Regions from separate parts of the Homo sapiens genome. Here region 1 is linked to region 2. A link is a loop called in an ENCODE intact Hi-C map of the cell type or tissue named here. Cell type or tissue: K562. All regions are shown on one strand. Each heading gives the region's core, and the rest is flanking DNA. Links, peaks and the distances in the headings are about the cores only.

The links. A loop is a pair of places that touch in the nucleus more often than their neighbours do. Peaks named below come from ENCODE experiments on the same cell type or tissue, not always from the same donor. Only the 100,000 strongest peaks of a DNase experiment are listed, where the experiment ranks them.
Region 1: it touches region 2 in a loop (12-fold over the local background); 25 of 110 quality-filtered maps call a loop at or near these places.

The regions. Positions count from the first base shown.
Region 1 is chr10:6,419,337-6,424,722 of GRCh38, forward strand. It overlaps a transcript of PRKCQ not described here. Among named protein-coding and RNA genes, the nearest start is that of LINC02656, 72 kb to the left of the region's middle. In K562, for the core only: no CTCF peak of the experiment used is centred there; no DNase peak of the experiment used is centred there.
Region 2 is chr10:7,417,027-7,422,377 of GRCh38, forward strand. No RefSeq gene overlaps it. Among named protein-coding and RNA genes, the nearest start is that of SFMBT2, 8.7 kb to the left of the region's middle. In K562, for the core only: a CTCF peak has its summit at 238 (motif pointing left); a DNase peak (open chromatin) is centred at 3,089; H3K27me3 peaks cover 687 bases.

The sequences.
Region 1 (5,386 bases), core at 193-5,192, 1.0 Mb before region 2:
TTTCTCCTTACCGTATCTTAAGTAGATTTGTGTTTTGCTCTTTCCTAATGTTTAAATTTTGAGATGATGTTTGGACTTCCTGTTGAGGAAGATGACAGTTTATTTAATCAATTCCCCACACACATACCCTCCATGCTCCCCCATTCTCTCAGTCAGGTTGTAACTCTCAGTTTGATTAATTTGGCATTTACATTATCATTACTCACAGTGGATCCATTTAATGTATTATAATTATCTTTGCATTTCTGGACAAAGTATTCTTTTATTTGGAATTAATAAAATAGTTATTAATATGCTTGGGTTTCTGTGTATCACCCACTCTCAAATCTCTGACAGAACTGAAATCTCCTTTTTTTTTTTTTTTTTTTTTGAGACAGAGTCTTGTTCTGTCACCCAGGTTGGAGTGCAGTGGCGCCATCTTGGCTCATTGCAATCTCCACCTCCTGGGTTCAAGTGACTCTCCTCTGTCAGCCTCCTAAGTGGCTGGGATTACAGGTGCATGCCACCATGCCTAGCTAATTTTTGTATTTTTAGTAGAGACGGGGTTTCGCCATGTTGGCTGGGCTGGTCTTTAACTCCTGACCTCAGATGATCTGCCCTCCTTGGCCTCCCAAAGTGCTAGGATTATAGGTGTGAGGCAACGTGCCCAGCCGAAATCTCCTTTTTTTTGAGACAGAGTCTCACTCTTGTCGCCCAGGCTGGAGTGCAGTGGTGCGATCTCGGCTCACTGCAATCTCTGCCTCCCGGGTTCAAGTGATTCTCCTGCCTCAGCCTCCTGAGTAGCTGGGATTATAGGTGCGCACTACCACACCTGGCTAATTTTTGTATTTTTAGTAGAGATGGGGTTTCACCATATTGGTCAAGCTGGTGTCGAACTCCTGACCTCGTGATCCACCCGCCTAGGCCTCGAAATCTCCTTTTAATACACTTAAACACACCATGCCTTCGAATCTGTGAGTTGGGCTTCTTCCCTAAGGGAGCTGCTTTGTGTGGACGCTCCACTCCCTTGCCGTCTGACTGGTTGTTCTCTAGACTTTACCACTATGGCACGGCTGCTGGCGTTAACTTCTTTTCATAATCACTGCATGAACTTCCTTTGTTTCAGTCAGTCTTCCATGGGATCCTTGGTTTCCAGGTTCCTGTGTCTTTGTCTCTCTTGCTTCAGTTCCCTCCCCTGAGATGACCTATTTCCTCACTCCCGCCTTTTTTTTGGTAAAATATATCCTCTCAATAGCAGGTAGGCAGAGGATAATTTTTTTGAGAAATTGGTTGTCTGAAAATGTCTCTATTATATTCTAACATTTGAATCATAGATTGGCTAGTTATAGAATTGTATGTTCAAATTTATTTTGTCTTGGAATTTTGAAGACATCGTTCCAGTGTCTTGTAACTTTGTTACTGTGAGCAGTCCAATACCATTTTCCTGATCCACTGTGTGTGGCCTCTTTTGCTTTTTATGGGAGGCTTTCAGAAAAACTTCTCTCTCTCTCATCACTAGTGTTCTGACATTTTTTAAATTATATTCTTTGGTGTAGATCTTTTTTTCATTTGTTTTATTGGACACCAAAATAGTCTGTTCACATTGAAAACCTATGTATTTCAGTTCTGGGGAGTTTTCTTATACTATGTCTTTCATGACTTCCTCCCCTTTGATCTTTTTTTCCTCTCTAATTATTATTATTTAGACATGGACTTTGGAACTGAAACTCTAATTTGTTTATTCTCCCAACATTTTCTAGCTCTAGTTTTCATCTACTTTTGGGAAGTTTCTTTAACATTCTGAATTTTTATAGCCCCTGGTCTAGTTCATGGATGGAATGTGAATGTAATACATCCTTAGTGTTTCTGAAGATAATAATTGTTGTAGCCTGGGCATGGTAGCTCATGCCTGTAATCCCAGCACTTTGGAAGGCTAAGGGGGAAGGATCCCTTGAGCCCAAGAATTTGAGACCAGCCTGGGTAACAAAGTGAGACCCTGTCTCTACAAAAACTCAAAAAATTAATCAGGCATGGTGGTGCACATCTGTGGTCCCAGCTACTTGGGAGGCTGAGATTGGAGGATCACCTGAGCCCAGGACGTGGAGGCTGCAGTGAGCTGTATTTGTGCCAATACACTCCATCCTGGGTGACACAGTGAGGCCTGTCTCAAAGAAAGAAAAATTCAGTTTCTTCATCTCAGCTACATTTCAAGCCAACAATAGCTCCATGTGGCTAGTGGCTACCATACTGTGCAGTGCAGATGTGGTACATTTCCATCACAGCAGAAAGTTCTGTTAGACGGTGTCAGAATTCAGAGTTTGTGGTGCATTTTGTTCATGACTTCATTTCCACCAATGGTATTAATTTGTCATGTGCTATAAGAAAAAGCCTAGATGCACTTAAGCATTTTTGACAAATGAAGGTTGAATGACATCAAGACACACTGCACAGCTGGCTCTTCCTTGATAGTTCCAGTAGAGAAAGGTGGTGCATAGATCGAGTCACTGCACCATGTGTGCTCATCTAACCGTGCTGAACTCAGAAGAAACCACACCATGGTAGTTAAGACACATTGACATGGAGGGTAGTCGTTTAGTTTTAGCCTCGTAATGTCATCATCACCATAAAATCAGTCTTGTTCTGTCAGTGTTATTACTTTTGTAGTTTTCTTTGTATTAACTTTTACAAATTGTATCTTGCTTTTATAGCTGTATAAGAAAAATAAAGCAGAAGTTTTTATTTTTTACTTCTTCATATTTAGGTTTGATACCCCCTTTCTTTGTGATCAATCAGATAGAATTATTTTTCCTATGAAAGAGGTCTCTAAATGATTTATGTTGGGATGCAGCAATAAAATAATAATACTATGTTAGTGGGTACCTATTCCACATTAGGTACTCTTCCAAGTGCTTTGCATAGATGGCGTTATTCACTTCTCATATGGCTTGTGAGGCTAGCACTATTATTGTCCTTATTTTATTTTATTTTTTGTCTTTATTTTTTGGTCCTCATTTTAGAAAGGAGGAGACTGAGGCTGAGTGTTTAAGTGACTTGTCCAAGGTTATACACCACATCGGGGGTGAGGCTGGGTGTGACCCGGGCATCCTGACTCCATAACCCACTTGCTGTCCCTCCCCTTATGGTGATAGAGGGACAAGCTTTGTCATCAAACAGGCTTGGGATCTAGTTCCAGCTCTTCTTCTATGATTCTGGGAAAGATGTGTAATCTTTCCAAACCTCAGTGTCCTTGTTGATAAAATGGAGACAATGATGCTGTCCTCAGAGATTGTCGTCAGGGGTTAAATGAGGTAATATACACAAAGCACTTCACCCAGTACCTGGTAATTGCAAGAATTTTCCAGAAGGAAAACTGAGCTCTCCTTCTGCCACCTGGGAGTAGGGCAGTTGGTGCATTCCAACAGCATATTTTATAGTCAAAGCTTCATCCGCAGTAGAGTGAAGAAACGACATGGAAGGCAGAAGCTGGGGGCAGAAAACATGTTCCCTGGCTGGGCATTTCCTTCCTGTCCTCATGGTGAGACATCATTGATCACTGTGGTCACTGTGCCTCTCAGATGACCCCCTGGTGGGAGTTGCTGCCAACCTCTGAGGGTCCTTCTCAGACAGTGAGTTGGGTGCTGTACAGAAACAAACTTGGGTGGCGCCTACTCCATTTCCAAATATCTCTGGGCTCTGGGAGTTTGGCCCAGCTCTTCACTATGCTTATTTCAGAGGACAAATAGAGGTGGGAGGCATCTCTGGACAGCAACAGCTGGTGTGGTCAGCAAAGGCAGGAGGCTGATGCTGCAGCCAGGCCTGGGGTGGGTTGGCTTTGGGGTTGTTTATGAGATGTGTTGGCCCTTTCAGCCTGGTAGGAGAGAATGAGCAAAAGCCCTAGAGCAGGAGCAGACATCAGGCATGTAGGGAACAATGAGTCAGCCAGCCTGGTGCTCACGGCAGTGTGGTGTCTTGCTCTGATATACACACACAGGCACACGCATGCCCCAGGGACACACTCAGTCTCTTTGGGTTCCGGACTTATTTAGGACGCAGGGAGAAACAAGGAAGTTGGGGCTCCTTCCCTCATCACTGACCCTCCAGGAGACTGAGCAGACGGCATTGAGGGAAGGAGAGCAGCCAGTGGCTTCATTCCCCGGCCTGCCGTCGGCTGGGGGCTGCTGCCCATCAGGATGGTTCCCTGAGTCAGAGAGAGGAATAACACAGGACTGACTGGAGGGCTGCCTGCAAGACTCCCAGCACCTTGGGGACCCCTCAGTAACTCCGGGAAGTGAGAGCAACTTACTGGAAGTTGCTAGTCTTAGCCCTCCTTGAGTCACCCACACTGCGGTGGCAGGACGACCCTGTGTCTCTGCTACTGTGACCGACCCTACCTCCTGGCTTCTGCTGCCCATCCCTTTGGCTGCCTTGTGGTCTTTACCAAATGCCTCTTCTCTTGGCCATCTGGTTTTTGCCTCTGTCTAAAATTCTTCAGGAGAGAGGACCTGATACCTAAGTCCAGTTAATCCTGTAGTGCCTGTAGGACGAAGTAATTTCCACCAGGCATTCTCGTGTGCCAGGCCCCACACAGACAGAGGATTGTAGAGACGTGCTCACCCACATCCTATTCACCCACTCACTCAACAAATGCACGTGATGGAGGAGTGTCTGCCAGGGTGGTAGGCTCGGTGGTAAAGAGCGTGGTCCCTACGTGCAAGAAATCTCCTGTGTAGCTGTGGCACCAAGAGCAACATCACTGTCACTCTAGGGCTTGTCTGTGTGTAAACAAGCAAAATTCTCGGGGCAAAACCAAACCAAACCAACACCTTTATTATTTGCGCCCACCATCCATTCAGACCTGCTCTGTGGGGCTCATTCTTCCAAACTTTGGCTGAAATCTCAGAGGTCCCATGACCTTTCCGGTGACATTAGACATGTCCTTCAGTTGCTCCCTCAAGATTCATTTCTGTAACTTACATGTGCAATGCCATGAATAATTGAAAACCGATTTAAAGTTGACCCTGTCCTCTCATCTAGCTCGAGAGGGCAGTGCTGGTGGCTTGTGGTGGGGAAGGCACGTGGTCAGCGTCTTCATACTTCTCACCCGCCCATGCTCAGTCCTCTCCTTCCGCAGTCCGATGACCATGGTTTCTGCTCCTTCTTCCCCGAAGTTGGGAAAGGACAGAGAAAGGAGAGAGGTGGCAGGAGAAGTCTTCCTTGGTTTGCATTGTTGTGAGTGGGTTCTGGGATGTTCCCGGTCTGTGGGTGTTTAAGGCTGATGCTTCCTCTGTTGGCCATCATTGATGGGTCCATTGGAGACAGAGGCTCTGAGAGCTCAGACCCCTGCCTGCAGTTTTATGATGTAACAAAGGCATTTCTTCTTCTCTGGCTGATTTACGACTTCTTCCTC
Region 2 (5,351 bases), core at 1-5,000:
GACAATTTGTTACATTCACCCACTACCTTAATAAGTGCCCGGCTATGGTATACAAGAGGAGAGATACCAGTATTAGGGAGCTGGACTATCTCAGCTTTCATGTAGCTTCAGCATCGCCATCCTATTTGTTTTCACTGTGTAAGCTGCTTTAGATGATCTTAGTACAGAATAAATCATTATTATCATGATCAAAGAAGTGATAGTTAGTAGATCTACAAAGACTTGATTTGCAGTGCCATCTACTGGAAACAGACATTGACTTGCTTTTAGATTTTTTAGATAGTTTTTTGTTGTTGTTTATTTTATTTTTTTAAATAAAGAACGTTGAAGAATACAGATATCAGTAGTAAGGGAAGAATTTGGTTCTTACTATATTTGATTATAGATGATGGCTTAGAAGCCCTAGCTACAAATAAGCTGAATTGTATTCTTATCAAATCATTCATCCTTTGAATGTTAGACATAAAGAGTACTTACATGTTTCTTTGAAAAGTAACATTGCTTCCTTTTCTTAAAATGAGTCACTTAAACCAGTTTTTAATATAGCACTATGGTTTTTTTCTTATCCCTTTAAAGATTGATTTTTTTTAACCCTTGTAAGTGCCTCTGAAATGGATATCGTTGCTGAATTCTTGAAGATTTTCATTTTAATTTCATACCTTGGGGATGGGGGAAACTCAAAAGATTTTTCAATCAATTTTTTGAAGAGAAACTTACATAAATTAGATATAGAGGAAGATTAATGAAAAATAAAAACCAATCTCTGCTTACATTTTTCTCATTCAACAAATATTTACTGAGGACCAGATGTGTGCCAGGCACTGTTGTAGGATCTGAAATACAGTGAACAAGACAGATGAAGCCCTGTTCCATGACACTTATAGTTCATCAAGGACAGATCAACACCAAAGAAATGAATATCTAATATGTCATGTGGATGTCAGTGCCATGGAAAAGAGTAAAAGCAGGGGGAGGTACAGGAAGTGACAATGACAAGTATGGTGTTGGGGGAGGATGACGTTTTTTATGAAAGTGGGTCAGGGAAGTGGCATTTGAACAGAGAGCTCCAGACAGCAGGAAAAGTAAGTACAAAGATCTTGATATTGTCTTGGCTCCATTGGAAAGAAAGAATAAATTATACAAAAGTTTGATGATATTTAACACCACAGGCATAAGCTATTAACTTGTAACTTCTAACTTAAGCAAGAAGTGCCAGTATTCCCAGATGGGAGAAAACACAGAGTGGTCAGTTCAAACACATACAGCAAATCCAAGCGTTCTCCAAGGGATCAAACCCAGTTTCCCTGAATTTAATTAGATTCTTAGGTTGAATGAGCCACAAAGGTCACCTGGTCTGCCATCTCTCTCATGCCCAACTCCCCTCTACATTATCTATATTAGTCTGTTTTCACACTGTTATAAAGACATACCCGAGACTGGGTAATTGATTTATAAAGGAAAGAGGCTTAATTGACTCACAGTTCCGCAGGGCTGGGGAGGCCTCAGGAAACTTACAATCACAGCCGAAGGGGAAGAGGCATGTCTTATATGGTGGCAATAGAGACAGAGCGAAAGAGAAAGAGAGAGCATGTGTGTGTGTGTGAAGCGAAGGAGGAGAGCCCCTCATAAAACCATCAGATCTGGTGAGATCTCACTATCACGAGAGCAGCATGGGAGAAACTGCTCCCATGATCCAATCACCTCCCACTGAGTCCCTCTCTCAATACATGGGGATTATGGGGATTGTAATTCAAGATGAGATTTGGGTGGGGACACAGCCAAACCTTATCATTATCCCTACAAATGACCATGCAGTCTGCTTGAACACCTCACTCTTCACTCCCTCCAGAGATAGCTCATTCCACCTTTGACTCCTCTTGGCAAATTCATCCTTACACTGAACTGAAGCCATTTCTCTGTTCTGTGGTGCTTGGGTGGCTTGCATGGCAATGGAGGAAGGCAAAAGTGTCACCCTCTTCCTATTCCTCACTAGACTGTGGCCTCTATGATCAGGAATCCCATGTAAACGTCCATGTAAAGCTGGCTCTGTAATGGACTTGAAATGAATCCATCCATCATCATTCATCACTCTGATCTCACCTACATAAAAACTCCTCAAGCACAGGATGGTTAGTGGAACTGTGTTTTCTCTATGTCTTTAAACCAATGGAAACAGAGCAGCTCACGCAACTGAAAGACCCCAATGTTTAAGTGCTCTTATTCACCTTTCATTCCTTTCTTGGTTTGCAGTTATGCCGAATCAGAAATCAATTCCTTAGGGATAGCACAAATGAAAAAATCTAGAAAATATACAAATGCATCTGAGCAAACAATAGAGTACACTTGCTAATGACACAATTCCTTAAGCTATGGAATTCATTACAACAGTTAACATTGATTGAGCACATACTCTGTGCCAAGCCCTCTTCCAAGAGCTTTATGTATCCTACCTCATTTAACCCCACAGCAAGCATGTTTAGTAGGCAGTGTCATTGTCCCCACTTTATAGACAAAGAAACTGAGGGAGGGGCTGAGAGTGATTAAGCCATCTGGTTGTGGATACCTGACTAGTAAGTGTTGGAGCCCAAACTTGAACTCAGCCAGTCTGACTCTAGAGCCTGGGCACGTTTTCCCTAAACTCCATTCCCACAGTTTATGATAGTAGAGATGCCAGAGACTAAAGATAATGTATGGGACGGAAGATTGAAGGAACATGGATCATTTAGCAACAGAAGAAAAGGCTAAAATGCAAAGGAGGGCCAGGGCAAGCTCATGAGCAATGCCAATGCTAATTTTTAAAAATGGGTTGAAAATAGAAGGAATTGTGACTGTGGCCTGAATGGAACTAAGTTTGAGAATAAAAAGTGATGAGGATATTTGGAATGGGATAATAGCAACAACAATACGACACTACATGCCAGGCTCTGTACCAAGTGCTGATGTTCATTTGTCTTAATTTAACCTCATTGAATCCCAGGAGATAGTTGCTGTCATCATACCCACTTTGCAGATGAGAAAACCACGAGCTGGAGGAGTTACGTAGCTGTTTGACATAACCAGCTAGAGAGTAGCAGAGCCATTATGTCAGTGGTCCAGTGAGCGAGCAAAGCTTTATCAGTATTTACGGCCACTCCTCATTGCTCCCATTACCGCCTCAGCTCCACCTCCTGTCAGATCAGTGACGGCACTGGATTCTCATAGGAGCATGAACCCTATTGCAGACTGTACGTGCCAAGGATCTTAGTTGCGTGCTCCTTATGGGAATCTAATGCCTGATGATCTGAGATGGAGCTGATGTGGTGATGCTAGCACTGGGAGCAGCTGCAAATACAGATGAACATTAGCAGAGAGGTCTGACTGCACAGAGACCATAATAAATCACTTGCAGACTCATATCAAAACCCTATGGGTGAGTGGCAAGTGACAATTAAGCTTCATCTGGTGGCAGGCTTTACAGGTGAGTTGATATACTTCAATCATACAGCTGCATCTGGTGGCCTTATAAGTATGTTTGAGACAACTTCAAATCTCCATACATTCTGGGTTAAAGTCAAAGGGGAATATCCTCAGATTGCCACAAAAGCACTGAAGAGCCTGCTTCCATCTACAACCCCCTATCTTTGGGAAGCAGGGTTTTCTGCAGTGACAGCCACCGAAATGAGATTATGGAGTAGGCTGGACATAAACAACACACTTTGGGTGTCACTGTCTCCCAGATGGGACCATCTAGTTGCAGGAAAACAAGCTTACGGCTCCCACTGATTCTACATCATGGTGAGTTGTATAATTATTTCATTATATATTACAATGTAATAGTAATAGAAATAAAGGGCACAATAAATGTAATGCACTTGAATCATCCCAAAACCATCCCCCACTGCCCATCCATGGAAAAATTGTCTTCCACGAAACCAGTCCCTGGTGCCAAAAAGGTCTAAGACCACTGCATCACGTTACATGGCACATATATGTTCTCATGTTCATGTTATTTAAGAGTCAAAATCATTCGTGTTGATTGAAGTTTGAGCTACCCTAAGGCATTACTAAAAGCCAGTGGTTATTATCTTTTTACAAAATTCACCAGAGGCCTTTGGAAACCCCCATGGTTCTGCTGGATGCACATGTGCACCATGAGGCCGCATGTTAGAGTGGAGAGAGCCTGTACATGGAAGACAGATGATCTTGGACTTAGATCCCAGCTTTGCCATTATTAGTTTTGCTTCTTCCCTCTCTCTCTCTCTTTTTCCCTGTCTCTTCCTCTTCCTTACCCTCTTCAGTTTCCTCTGTTTAAAAAAAAAGGACTAAGAAAACTTACCCCTACCCTACCCACCAAAATATTATAAAGACTAAATTTCTCTTTCAGAGAGGGAGGCTGGCACTTAACAGAGGCTTCAGAAGTATGACCTCCTCCATCTCCCCATCTACTCATCTGCCACCTGTTCAAAATACACATCGTTCGTAGCATTTTAGTATAAGCTTATAGTACTCTTCAATATGCGGCCAATAATTCTATATTGATTATAAATCAGATCATATCCCAGATTTGTTTTCTACATTTCCATGGACTTGCACCCTCTGTAATTGCTCTTTCAGCCTTCCCTTCTGGCTTTTTCTATTTTCTTTGTTTTATTAGTCAATAGTTACATCTTCCTGACAATGCAAATAAAATATTCCAAACAAGAATGTAGCTAGCAGCTGATTCATAAGATATTAAAAGGCCTTGAGTCATATTGTACTCATTGAAAACAAAGCCTTCACATATACCAATGCTTTATTACTTTCATGAAACTTAATCTTTGTCAAACCCTGAAAGGATAGCTAATTTTACTGACCAATTTGAAAAGCAGACAATGGGAGTGAGAGCATATTCCTAAACAAATTGTTATAAATTTACACGAAGCCAGGCATGGTGGCTTGCATCTGTAATCCCAGCTACCTGGGAGGCTGAGGCAGGAGGATCACTTGAGCCTCAGAGTTCGAGGCTTCAGTGAGCTGTGATTGTGCCACTGCACTAGGCCTGGGTGACACAGCAAGACCTCCATCTCTTAAAAAGAAATTCCTATGAAATGAGTAGTTATAGAATAATACTGCAGACCAGAGTAGTGAACAAAAGAATAAAGAATGAAGAGACCTGGATTCAAATCCCATGGTGCCCCTAAATAGATTATTTGCAAGTCAATGAATTTATCTGAACCTCAGATTGGCCATCTGTGAAATGGACATAATTATCTCTTACTGGCTGGGCATGGTGGCTCACACCTGTAATCCCAACACTTTGGGAGGCCGAAGCAGGCAGATCACTAGGTCAGGAGTTCAAGACCAGCCTGGCCAGCATAATAAGACCCCGTCTC